Linked DNA regions of Homo sapiens: region 2 is linked to region 1. Evidence: chromatin contacts called from ENCODE Hi-C or POLR2A ChIA-PET data. All regions are on one chromosome and are shown on one strand. The core of a region is the stretch at or near the end of the contact, and the rest is flanking DNA. Distances in the headings are between cores, read along the strand shown. Region 1 has its middle 23 kb from the start of LINC02734. Region 2 overlaps PRCP (prolylcarboxypeptidase).

The links. Hi-C counts contacts between places; a loop is a spot of excess contacts on that map. ChIA-PET counts read pairs that join two places held with the same protein, here RNA polymerase II (POLR2A). Pooled maps may share reads with other maps.
Region 2: a pooled map shows a loop between it and region 1 (2.2-fold over the local background). The contact joins two enhancer-like sites. A Hi-C loop is called at or near these places in 1 of 50 pooled maps. POLR2A ChIA-PET finds 5 or more read pairs at or near these places in 2 of 52 experiments (Caco-2 and K562).

Annotation. Positions count from the first base shown.
Region 1 is chr11:82,754,768-82,761,304 of GRCh38, forward strand. No RefSeq gene overlaps it. Among named protein-coding and RNA genes, the nearest start is that of LINC02734, 23 kb to the right of the region's middle. Within about 2 kb of position 2,429, at least 2 of the 41 ENCODE cell types and tissues checked have a DNase peak (open chromatin) inside an H3K27ac peak, as active enhancers do.
Region 2 is chr11:82,861,684-82,868,220 of GRCh38, forward strand. The region is part of intron 1 of PRCP (prolylcarboxypeptidase); the gene reads right to left. Among named protein-coding and RNA genes, the nearest start is that of PRCP, 35 kb to the right of the region's middle. RefSeq lists an enhancer at 5,890-6,149. Within about 2 kb of position 2,544, at least 4 of the 41 ENCODE cell types and tissues checked have a DNase peak (open chromatin) inside an H3K27ac peak, as active enhancers do.

The sequences.
Region 1 (6,537 bases), core at 1,179-3,678:
GAACCTCTTAGTTAGGATGTCCATAAAATCGAGCTTCTGAACAAGGAAATTTTTGAATACAAGGTAACATCATTTAGAATTACCCTGGATGGTTCACGGCAAACTGTGTGATGTAGTCACCCTTCACCACCATCAAATTCAAGAAGAAATGTAACCTCACTTTCCACTCTCTTGTATGGACATCACTTATCCATCTTCACACTCTTTCCACTGAGCCCAGATGAGCCTAGAACCCCTCTCAACATAGTGCTCCTGACATTCACTACTCATCCATTGGTGTTGACCCTTGAGTTGTTATATTTTTATTACAGATATTCTTGTAATAAAAGCCAAATGTAGTGGATACCATGAAGCTCTGCGCAGATCCCACCTAAGGGCTGATTAACCCGTCCCCTAGCTGCTGAGCTGGCTGGCTACTAATGGCTTACAGCTGGCCCCCTCACCAAGCATTGAACCTCTGCTGAAGGAAACTGGATTAGCCAAATTCATACCCCTTCCCAGGCGCACCAGAGACCAATGACTGGCTGATGCAGGGATACAAAGGCAAAACCTCTCTTTCCTCAACTTGAGTCGGGCCCCAAAGGGCATTCCAGCTCCAGAGCTTCCCATGGGATTAGCTCAGGCTGATGACAAGTCAGTTTCTCTTTTCATCCAATCTTGACTTCCTCACTTCGTACATATGCATCCTTTAAGAGTCCTTCTCAATCAACCTTCTGCATACAACTCTCCGTTTCAAGCTCTGTTTCCAGGGAGCCCTGTCTAAGCAACCAAATCACCCCTATGCTATTAGCAAGAAGTAAACTCTGAGGTTGACTTCCTAATTTCTACCTTAATGATGTGGATCAACTGGCATACTTATTAAATTTAGTTGAAACTGGTTTAAAACTGCCCTGGAAAATGCGTATCCCTTCACTCTTTACGCTCAGAAAAGTGAAACTCCTCTCACTCTTTGGTCTCTAGTGGAAACGTTAGCTTAAAGAAACAGGGTTGCTACGTGGTCTCACAGCCATGTAGAGGAGACAGCAGACCTGAGTTTTACTTCTGCCTTTGCAACTAACCCTATGATGTACACAAATTACTTCTTTTCTTTAGATGGTCCAAATTTACATATAAAATATGGGGGTTACCAGAAAAATTATCCAAAACTTGGAATGGAGGCAGAAAGTTTAGTTCCACATTCTTTCAATGTTATACAGGAAAAAAGAACAGCCAAAGATTGTCTAGAGGAATGTATTTCATTCTTCTCACTACTTGCTATTAGATTTAGTACAATTATTTTTTACTTGGTAGAGTTTTTTCTGGTAGATATGCAAATAATTTCTGTCAATGGAACAGATGACCACGATGATATATATCTCAGTTCTTTGTAACTAATGAACTTTCCTAACATTTCATATATATATGTGTGTGTGTATATATATATATATATGTATATATATATATATATGTATATATATCTGACTTCTTAAATGTTCTTTGAACCAGTCCTAACATTTCAGTGGTTCTCTTACTAATTAATGAGTTAAACAATTTTTTACATGTGGTCCATATTATATTTGCTTAAGAGTCATGATTTCACCTTTTTGAAAACGTACTTCCACAGTCTTGATCTGCCCCATGATACTGGAAGAAAACCAATACACACACCCACCTTGAGGACTCAGAATCTCATGGTACTAATGTAACACAAAGACATCTAGGACTCCCTTCTGTAGAAACCTTTTGGACCATTTTAACTTTCAAAGAGTACTTAGCAATACCAGAGTAACCGTAGCCACCATCCTTGATCTCTGTGTGGCTGGGGCAGGGTTGGGAGAAAGAATAACACAACCAAGGCTTAGTGAGAGGGACTTTCCCAAAGTTTCCCAAGGTCTGAGAGACATAAGCATTATCAGAGCTGAGATTCAAACCTGGGCCGGTCTAGCAGTAAAGGCAGTACCTTAACTACCACTCCTCATACCATCATGCTATGTCTCATGTGCTGATATTCCCAACATATCACATGTGCCCAACACATACACATTCAGTGCATACCCCGCACAATTAAGAATTTTAAAGTACAGCTATTTCTAAAGGATCACATTTATTTGATGAACCTCAGTTCAGAGCTCTGGAAAAGACAGACATCCTAGAGCCAAACAGGTCTATGCTGCATCCCATCGTTGCCATTTAGTGGCCAATTAGCAGTGTAACCTTGAACCAGAAATGAAAGCACCTGAGCTTCAGTTTCCTCCCCTGTCATATGCAAATAATCCTCATAGCTTGTTATAAGAATTAAAGTAGAAAAAGTTTGTTAAGGCACTTAGCATGGAGTTTAGCTCAAAGATGCCCCCACCCACTGTCTTTCCTTCCCCTCTCAGAGGACCTGGAGGGCTTTGAGGGCTTGGCTGTGCTGCAGCTTCGCCCAGCCCCCACTCCAGCCACTCAGTGATCAAGGGATGGGAAAATCGCTCTCTTCAAACAGGTGTCACTGTTCTAAACCTACAGTCTCATTTCCTGATCGTGTCTTAATCTGCTCGTCGGTGGTGAAAGTTGATTTCTTGCACATTCTTATATCAGTGGGAATTTCTGCCCTTGGCTGACAGGCATTATGGGCTGGCTTTGACATACAGCCCTACAGGGCCTGAACAGCCCCTATTCTTTCCCAGTCCTGAAAGGGAGCTTTGTGCCAAGGATTCATTAAACTGCACTGCACAGCCCCTTCCTAAATGGGGCTCAATAATGAACAGTCGATTTAACTGGAAAAGCTGCTGGAGCTGTTAAATTAAAGGGAAATAAAGTGCACTTTAGGCTCAGTCTGCCAGAAGAAATGGTGACCTAAAAGGAAAATCTTCATTTTTATTGAATTGCAGTTTATAAAAAAATCTAAAATGTCCAGGAAGCTTCCCTGTGACAGGCAATGAGACATAAAAGCTCAGAATTGCAGGCTTGAGGTAGTGCTTGCTTTTTGTTCACCAGAGTCATCCCAAAGTGAATCTTAGGCTCTTAGAGGATATGGACGAATGATCTAATTTTGAGAAGGAGATAGGAGGAGACTCTGTTACATGCCACAAGAAGTATTGGTTAAAAAAATTTTTTTTAATATTTTGTTTAAGACTAGGCTTTCACTTTCATTCTTTGAACATTTGAAGGACCAAAGGCCATTCTTTTCAGTTTCTCTGCTGTTTCAGTCAGGGATAAGAAATATCTCTCAGAGGAAAACCAGTTCTTTCTTCATACACTACAAATCAGAGCTATATTTGATGTGAGTATTTTGCTCTGAAATCTGACTCAGTAGCCTCTCTTTTAGATTTGAGATTTTCACAAGTAGGTGTAAATCCTCTGAAGAATTTTCTCTTCAACTTCCTCTTCTAAGTTATAACTTCTTAGCATGGTGAGATAGAACTTTCACTAGTGTATGCTGAAATGCTATGATTTCCAATAACTCGTATGTGCAAGAAGCAAAAGCCACTGTGCTTTGGCAGAAAAAATAACCATATGGTGATCTTAGCTTTTCTCCACTAAGCTGCCATGAGCTGGGAATTCTTCTTAACATGCCTTTCTGTACTTCGTCTGTCTTCAAATCTTTATATAGTCTGTTCCAGGGTGTATTACAGATTTCATTACCCTAGTCAAGGTCTTTTCTGGCTTTCATCTTTAAGAATGTTTTTAACATCAAAAATGACAGTCAGTTATCACAGAGAATTTAAGGAGAAATCTGAAAAGCAGCGTGAAAAAAATAAAGACCCACTTCCACCCTCATTGTTCAGGGTCACTGGAATCCAAATACAAATTTTCAGTTGCAAAGCTCTATCGAAAAAGCAAAACTTCCTTCCTAAGAAACTGTATGCTCTCTTTCTAGAACCCACTTCATTTTTTGAATTCTAAGCCATCGATTTAGTTTCTAGGATGCAGCATCAGGCAATTTAAAGTCACCTTGAAAATACTCTAAAATTGAAAAAATCGTACATGCATGTCTTTATTTTTAATAGTAACTATGATGATCCACTAAATAGTATTGTTTTATCCTGCATCTATCTACCATAAATGAGTCACAGTTGACCAGTATAAATCATGGGCCCTCCACAACATAAAATTCTGGATTTATAGCAAAACTGCTGCCTGTGACAACTTCTGGGATAGACTATGTCCAAATCTACCCTAATGGTTATCAGAGTCTTCCTCTTCATCAGAGCAACACATAAAGTTTTATTCATCTTACATTAAAAATTGCCAGACTATAGAATAGTTATGCCATTCTGTGTGAATTCTGTGCACTTAATTACAGTTTGACATTTAGCTGTGGGGAGAATACTCATTAGAAAATGCATATATGACCAGTCCACCTTCTGCATATGGCATCAGCCATTCAAATGCATTCTTCCAGTCATGACTTATGCCTACATAAATAATCATCAACCTATTCAAAAGACATTTAGCCTTATAAAATGGGAGATAAGAGGACTTTCCAGATCTGCACTGATTGGTCTACGGTCATACCACAAGTTAAGGAGATTGTTGGTATGTTATAGCTTGTATAGAGAAAAACGACTGGGAGAAGGAGGATGATCAAAATTAAACCATGAGAGAAAGGATGCTTCCATAAGGTTCAGAACATTCTTATAGCATAGAGTGAAAAAAAAGCCCTTTATTTTAAACAGTGTATAATCTTTCTGAGGAAAGGAAAGAAGGTATCCTGAGTGCCTGACAGATATTACAACAGGTAGAGATTTAATAAATACTTGTGACTGATGTAAAAGAAAGGAGAGAAGAAAGGGAAGATAAGAAAAGCAGCGGTGGAGGGGGAAAGGAATGAGAGACAATGGAAAGAGAATGTTAGCCCAGGGAAAATTAGAAACAACTTTCTTTGAATAATTAAAGTACTGCATTTGAGAAAGAGATTAGACTTATTATTTCAAAAAGCAAATACTTCAGCTGGAAGCCATGAATAAAAAGCTAGAAGAAAATAAATCTTAAACCAATATAATGAAGAAATTCACCACAGAACTATCTAAGCATGAGATCGGCCATCTCAGAAGGCAGTGAGTTCCCTGAACTGAAGATAATCCAACATTAATTAGGTGTTTTATCTCAGGTATTTTGTAGAGATGATTACAAACACCAGATAATAAATATTGTTTCCTTGGTGTCCAATATCTGATAGATATTTTGCAAACACATACTGTTCTCTCTACTTATTCCCTTTCATTAAATCTTCGCAACCATGCCTGCTCCTACATTTGCAGGGCCTGAGGCAAGTGTACACATGCATGAAGGCCCACATACCGAATGTCTAAATAAAGTTTTATATCACACTAACAAACTGTGAAATAAAATATATTTGAAAGTTATAGATCCGGATAAGATGGAGTAAACACACTTCACTCTGCCTCTCCCACTGAAGGTAACTATTAAACCTGGACAGAATACACAAGGCAGCAATGAGGACCCTGAAGAGAAAATAGTAGTAGGTAGATTAAGGAAGACCAGAATCTGAAATACCACCAAATGGCAGTGCGTTCACCATTTTTTACCTCCGACATTCTCCAGACTGGACTCATGGCCTGAAAATAAGAAGTACACAGTGTCATGGATGGAGAGCACTAGAAAAATTATTCTATTCTGTCTCAAGGAGCATCTTACTCAGTGAGAGTATTGAGGAATCCCTTTTTTTCTTTCCTTTTTTTTTTTTTTTAATTCTCTCATGCCCTAATCCTCAAGCAGTCTTGCAGTAGTGATGGTAGCATCAAGGTGAGTGGCAGCAGTGGTAGAGGACTTGCAGGCAAGTAAAATTTTGAAGGATGGGAGAATTTTCCTTCCCAGTCAGAGCAACTATGTTCCTAAGAGAGTGTGACAAACTCAATTGCTTTCTTTTTCCTTCTGTTCTTCTGCCACTTGAACCTGGAAGTGGGCGCAGCTATAGCAGAGCAAGATAAATAAAGCCCAGCTGGCAGAGGGATGGAAAAGAGATCCTGGAAATGGAAAAATACCAGGAACATAGATTGTGGAGACAGAGGTGCTATGGGGAAAGTAACTTACTCTAAAGAAGAAGAAAGTTCTCAAGTCAATCATCTAAGCTTCCATCTTTAAAAAAAATTAGAAAAATAGGATCAAAATAAGCCCAAAACAAGCAGAAGAAAACATATTTATAAAAACAAAATTCAACAAAATTGAAAACCAGAGAATAGAAAGTCATTGAAACCAAAAGTGGTTTCCTTGAAAATATTAATAAACTTTTTGAACCTCTAACAATAGTGACAAATTAAAATGAGGGAAGACACAAATTACTAATACAAGAAATGAAAGAGATGATATATCTACAAATTCCACAGACATTAAAAGGATAATAAGAAAACACCACAAAGAATTCTATGCACATACATTCAATAATTTAGATGAAATGGATGAAGCCCTCAAAAATCACAATCAAAACTCACTCAAGAAGAGGAAGCCCTATAGCTATTATAGAAATTAAGTCTATAACTTTAAATTGTCTGAAAAAGAAATCTCCAGAATCAGAATTTCACTGTTAAATTATATCCACCATTTAAAGAAGAA
Region 2 (6,537 bases), core at 1,294-3,793, 110 kb after region 1:
GATATTTCAAAGGGACAACAGATACTGAAGGTAGAACATTTTACAAGACAATTGACAAGGCAATATCATGAGAAAGGACTATTTTAGATTAAATGAATTTTAAGGAACATAATAACCAGACATAATACATGACCCTGGATTGGATCCTAGTTTGAACAAACAAGATATACACAATGATGTAGGGACAAATGTGTAATTTTAATATGGACTAGTTATTAAATGATACAGGTTGAGCATCCCTAATCCAAAAATCCAAAATCCAAATGCTCCAAATCTGAAACTTTTGAGCACCAACATGATACTCAAGGGAAAGGCTCATTAGAGTATTTCAAATTTTGGATTTTCAGATTAGGTATATTCAGTCAGTAACCATAATATGACTATTACAAAATCAAAAAAAAAAATCCAAAAAAAAATCCAAAATCTGAAATGCTTCTGGTCCTAAGCATTTCAGAAAAGGAATACTCAATTTGACCTAAAGACTTGTTCATTTTGTCAAAAGTGTTCATATTGTTTTGGCTACATAAGAAAATGATTTCTTAAACGGAATTTTAAATATATTTTTGAGATTTCTTTTTACCCTTTGAGATTTTTTAACTTACTATTTAAAATGTAATTATCAAATACTATAACATGGTAAGATTCATGTACAACAATCTGAATTTACAGATTTACCCTGCAGCACAGAGTCTCACTGAGCCTTTAGCATCATGGGGGCTAAATTCCTCAGTGCTTTGGAAAGACAGAAATGAGAATGCAGCACCCAGTCTGGGTCAGACATAGGCTGTTCCAGCGCTGCTCCAGTCTCCCAGGAACAGTGCTTAGTTTTGACCTAAACCAGACCCTGTAAGACTTGCCTAGGTCATTCTAAAACAGATGGGACTTCCTGCACCCAGCTCTATCTACACACACAGTTCCCATTCATACCACTGGTCCCAAAACACAAGTGTCTCAAAACTTTACCTAACTGCAAACTTCCTGGTATCTATGATCATCACCATATGTAGTCCTAAAATATGATATTCTAATCTAAAGACTGTCTACTTTTCAGGAAAATAAGCAGTTTTTATGGACGAGGTATGTAATAATGATGTCCATGTGCTATAAACCCTTCCATTATACATGTTAATTTACTCAATCATTCACTCAACAAGAATCTATTGAATTCCTATTTTGGGCCAAGTACTAAGCTAAGCAATGGGATAAAGAGTTGGCTGAGCTGCAATCCCTGAATTTAACTTAAGCTAATTCAACTATATCCACTCAGCCTAAAAATGAAAGGGCAAGAAAGGCAGACAGACAGTGAAAGGAAGACGGATAAGTGATTCCACCTGCTTCCATTCAATTAGTACAGTGGTTCTCCAGGTGAGGTCCCCAGACCAGCAGTATCAGCTTCACCTGAGAACTTGCTGAAAATGCAATCCCCTTGGCTGAATCCCAGACCTACAGAATCAGAAACCATGAGGGTAAAACCCAGTAAACTGTGCTTTAACAAGCCGTACAGGTGATTCTGTAAAGTTTTGAAAACCACTGAGTTAGAATAAGCACCAAAATAGACATTAATTTGTTATTCCTTCTCTTGTTCTAGGTTTCAGAGTACCTGAAATACTGTAAGTATCTCATCATGCTGAATGAGACTCTGGTGTCTAAAGATTTGAATTACCACTGAACATACCCCCAAATATAAGCTAACTGTATCATTTGAAACTCAACATGAGAAACCACCACAGGAACACCTTTCGAAACTCAGCAGGTTTCAACAAGGGAGGAAAGACTGACTGTGTTGGACTTAAAGAAAGGAAGCTCATGGCTCTCTAACAAGATGCCTTCCCATGAGATTCTTGAAGATAATTTTGCCCTAATGATTTTCACCTCACCCACTGACTACAGAACTGAGTCTTCATGTAAACTGAGATATTGCCGTAGCCTTTAAAAGCATCCCACAAAGAAAAACATTAATAATCCAGTCTAAAATTTTCAGATTTGAAAACATGGGTATGTGTTTGTATATGTCATGCTAAATATAACTGATATAAAGTTCTTGCCAGAGAAACACTTCCATCTAGAATCACAAGGGCCACAAGAACTTCAGAACCAGAGAAAGCCAAATTCCCTTGTGTGGCCATGCCCAAGGTACTCCTGCTCCCAGCAATCAGCCTTGATTGTTAAGATTGGGGAAAAGAGAGAGGAACCCTGGCAAGAAAGCAGACTTCGGAGTTAAAAGACCTGAACTTGAATCTCTTCTAACTGTGAAGCCTCGGGCAAATTACTTAACCTCTCTGAACCTTAGTATCTTCCTGTATAAAATAAGGATAACCACATACAATTCAAAGGATTTCTGTGAGGATAGGGAAAATGCACCTAATGTACCAGGCATAGTTCCAGATATATACGTGCTTAAAAGATGTTAGTTCTCCTCTCTATCCCATTTGCACACCAATCCTAAGCACGGAGTACTTAGATGGGAGACAGATTAAGTTCTTCACAGAATTACAGGACCTTAGAATGTCAAAATCTCCTATTTTCTGAGTGCTTCACCTAGGTGCTAAACAACTGGAAATACGTAGTGAAATGTTCTTTGCACAACATGAATTTACAGAATTTCCTTGGCTCCTTCCTATCATCAAGGATATCAACTTCTGGCTAGATAACTAGATAGTTTTCAACACCTAATGGCCAGGCACACTAGGGGCAGCATGCCCTCTGCTGTTGAGAAGTGGGACCCACGTGCCACTCCCTGTTCTGGGCTCCTGAATAAAGATTTTATGAATTACAACACGGAAAGGTCACAAGGGCCTTAGAAACCATTCCGTCTGTGTTGCTCAACTGAAGAAATTAGGCTCGAAGAGGTCACATGACTTAGCCATGGTCACAAGGCAGAGGCAGAGCTAGAACTTTATTTTTGCAGTTTGGTTTATTGAACCAATTAAAATAAATAATAGCATGGTAAAGACAACACCGTATGACCTTGGAAAGGAAACAAACCTCTCTAGTCATGCACAGCAGTTCTTTCTAGCACGTGGTCCTAGAAATTTCATTTTTTCTTTTTTATAATTTTTTTTATGGCCCAAGAAATTTCAAAACATGCTTCCCCACTTTACCATGTGGAGGAGAAATAGATCTGTGAGAATGGGTAGGCAAGAAGAAAAGAGACCATCCTTTAAATGATGTTTATTGTATAAAAGTAATTATTTGGACTTTAAAACCACTCAAGAATAAAGTTCGCATCCAGAAAAATCAGTAGCAACATTACATCTGTTAGTTTTGATGGCAACTTGGGGACAGCGGGGGTGGGAGAGGTGGGGATGGGAGGGAATAACACAGAGCACCTACCACGTGTCTGCCACAGTGCTGTTGCTCTACACAGATCCCTTCACCATCTCGGCAGTTACCCTCTGGGGCCACTTTCATCACCCAGTTTTAAAATAAGAAGGCTGATGCTCAGAGAGGTCAGAGAGCTTGCCCAAGGTAATGTAACTAATAATTAGGAATCAAATGTAATTCTTTTCATGTGCTTTTAACCCCTACCCAATCCCGCCTCCAAGAAAACCCAGATCTTTATACTCCTTGCATTATAACACGCTCATGCAGATAAAGCTGACTATAAACTTCAACCCTCGGTAGGCGACACTTAAGAGTGAGTATCTTTCTCCTAAATTTGCAAAATGAAGGACAAATCTCCCAGCCATTTACTAACAGTTACATTGCAGAATATGTGGAATGTTGGTCTTTTCACTGACCTGACAATAATTGTTACTACACTACTATTGCTAACTCCATTAGGCCACTGATAAAACCAAAATCACATTGGCTCCTTCTTGGCAGCCTTCGGTTTTAGAAAATTCAGTATGCAGTTGGATTTATTCAGGCACCCAGACATCTAATAACAGTTAACTAAAATTTTACTAAAGATACAAAAAGTATACCCAGAGATATACATGACCAAAAAAATTAACTTACGCCTCCAATAAATCAAAGCACCTTAAAGGAGTTTTTCATGTGCTCTGGTTTCCAACTCTAATGCAGAGATCTAAAATAAAATAAGACCCTCTTTCTCCCATTTGATGTGTGTGTCTTATATTAATTTGGGGATTGTGGGGTTACATTCCATTAGAGTTCTTAAATGGAGACTGACAGCTTTCTGGGCAAGCTTGATATGCCCTGAAAGGATGGACACTTTTATGTTAGAAGAACACGGGTTCCCAAAGAAGGACTAAAACATGGAAGGAAGGTGGAGTTTAGACAAGCCCTAGATCTACAGTTGGAGAAGGATGGATGTCTAGGAGTGGATTCCTACTAAGTTGTCCCTCACACATGGGCACCCTAGAGGTAGGACAAGATCAGAGAGCAAGCCACATCTTATGAGTCAGATCTCTGGCTCTTGGATGACTCCTGGTTTATTTCTTCTTTATTATGTCAAGGCCTTTCAAAAACCCTGCTTAAATGTTCTACCTTTACTCATCCATACAATGAAGATACCAGAAAGTATTGGAGATTAAATTTGACTTAAAGAATTAAAGAGGAAACGGTATCCCCCAGTGAGTGTAGTGGTAGCAAAGGAAATGTTTACAAGTCCCTCCAAGAGGAAGGTGAGTCCAAGAAGATACTGTCCTCCCTTCCCACGAAGATGCTCTCGTCATTGCCAACCTTAGAGGGTCGAGCTTCCATCTTAACAAAAAGGGTGGAAGTCCTCTCAGAGATATGCTTCAAAGGCAATCATCTTCGTATGTAATAAGACACTGCTCCTCTTTACACATACTTCTATAAGTGTTAACCAGGAGACAGAACTGCATTCCCTGACTCCTATGCTTTTTTTTTCCTAACATGCCCCTAATCTTAAAAATGAGACTCTTAGAAATAAATTTATTTAAAGAGAAAATGGTAAATGAGAAAGGGAAGCAAATAAGTGATAATGGGAGAGTCCATCATGGGGAAAATTTAGTGCCCCAGCCTCCTATACTCAGATGGTTTGAAAGGCAAGAACACAATAGCTACCACAGTGCCCTTGTACATGGCAGATACTTTATAGATAATTGTTTTTAATTTTTTTTTTTTTGAGCCGGAGTCTTGCTCTGTCACCCAGGCTGGAGTGCAGGGGCGTGATCTCGGCTCACTGCAACCTCCACCTCCCGAGTTCAAGCAATTCTCCTGCCTCAGCCTCCCAAGTGGCTGGGATTACAGGTGCCCACCACCACACCCGGATAATTTTTGTATTTTTAGTAGAGACAGGGTTTCACCATGTTGGCCAGGCTGGTCTCAAACTCCTGACCTCAAGTGATCCACCTGCCTCAGCCTCCCAAAGTGCTGGGATTACAGGCATGAGCCACCGCGCCCGGCCATAGATAATTGCTCAACTGATGCAGTTTAAATCTTCTAAGTAAGTGGTTCTTGTGTTTCTGATTATGAGGTTCCCTTCTTAATGTTAAAATTATCACAGATGTGTTATATATTAGTAGCCAGTGCTTGAGAAAATATGAGAAGCTATTATAAATTCAATAATGGTATAAATAAATATCACAACAGCATCTATCTATGTGGAAAAAAAAATTGTGCTTAGTAACCAAATGGGGAGAGAAAACACCCTCTCGAAAAATTCTGCAGTGCTTAATAACCTTTCTTTCCTCAAACCAAGAACTCCTGGGCCCAGAGGGGGAATTGCTAAGTTATCAAAATGCTGTGAAACCAAAACACTCTTTGCTTTACTGCTAAAACAGAGGTGAAAATATCCTGCCGTTGAGAATACCTAAAATGCTCCAGTAAATCAAGAAATAACATGTTTTGACAAATAACAGTTAAGTGTTTCATTAGAGGGAGATTCTATCTGTTGGTCAAACAGCTCTGTGAAAGCACCACATAATCAATGCCTTCCCACGGCTTCAGGAAGCTTTGTACTAGAAGAATTACCGGGCCACAGCTCAAGCTCCCAAATTAGAGATAAAGTGCTGCTGTAATCAAGCACTGCATATAAATTTTAGGAAATGACACACCACCAGAGGGCGCCCTTATATAAGTAGTAAAGTCGGAAAGACCATTACTTTTTTTTTGTTTGTTCTCTAAGAGACGGGGTCTCCCCTCTGTAGCCCAGGCAAAGTAGAGTGGCCAGATCATAGCTCACTGCAGCCTCGAACTCCTGGGCTCAGGCGATCCTCCTTCCTAAGCTCGAGAGTAGCTGTAACTAAAGGCGCACACCACCACACCCGGTTTGTTAAGTTTTAAATTAAGTTTCAGAAAATCTTAGGACAGAAAGGGAACTTAGATCTCAAGTCCAAACTCTTGGATAAAAAACAGACACAGAGGCCAATTATTTTAAATCTTTCTTTTCTAAATAAATATATTATATGTTCACATGATTGAAACAACAATCATCCCCCTTCTTTTTAAAGTCAGGATTCAAAATCTGTGCTGTCAGAAACCAGGATATTGGTTACCAGTGCAGGGGAAAACTGACTGTAAAAGAGAATGAGGGGATTCTGGAGTTAGGATAATGCATTGTTCTGTATGTATAATAAGATAATTCAAAAGCAGATTGATAAACAT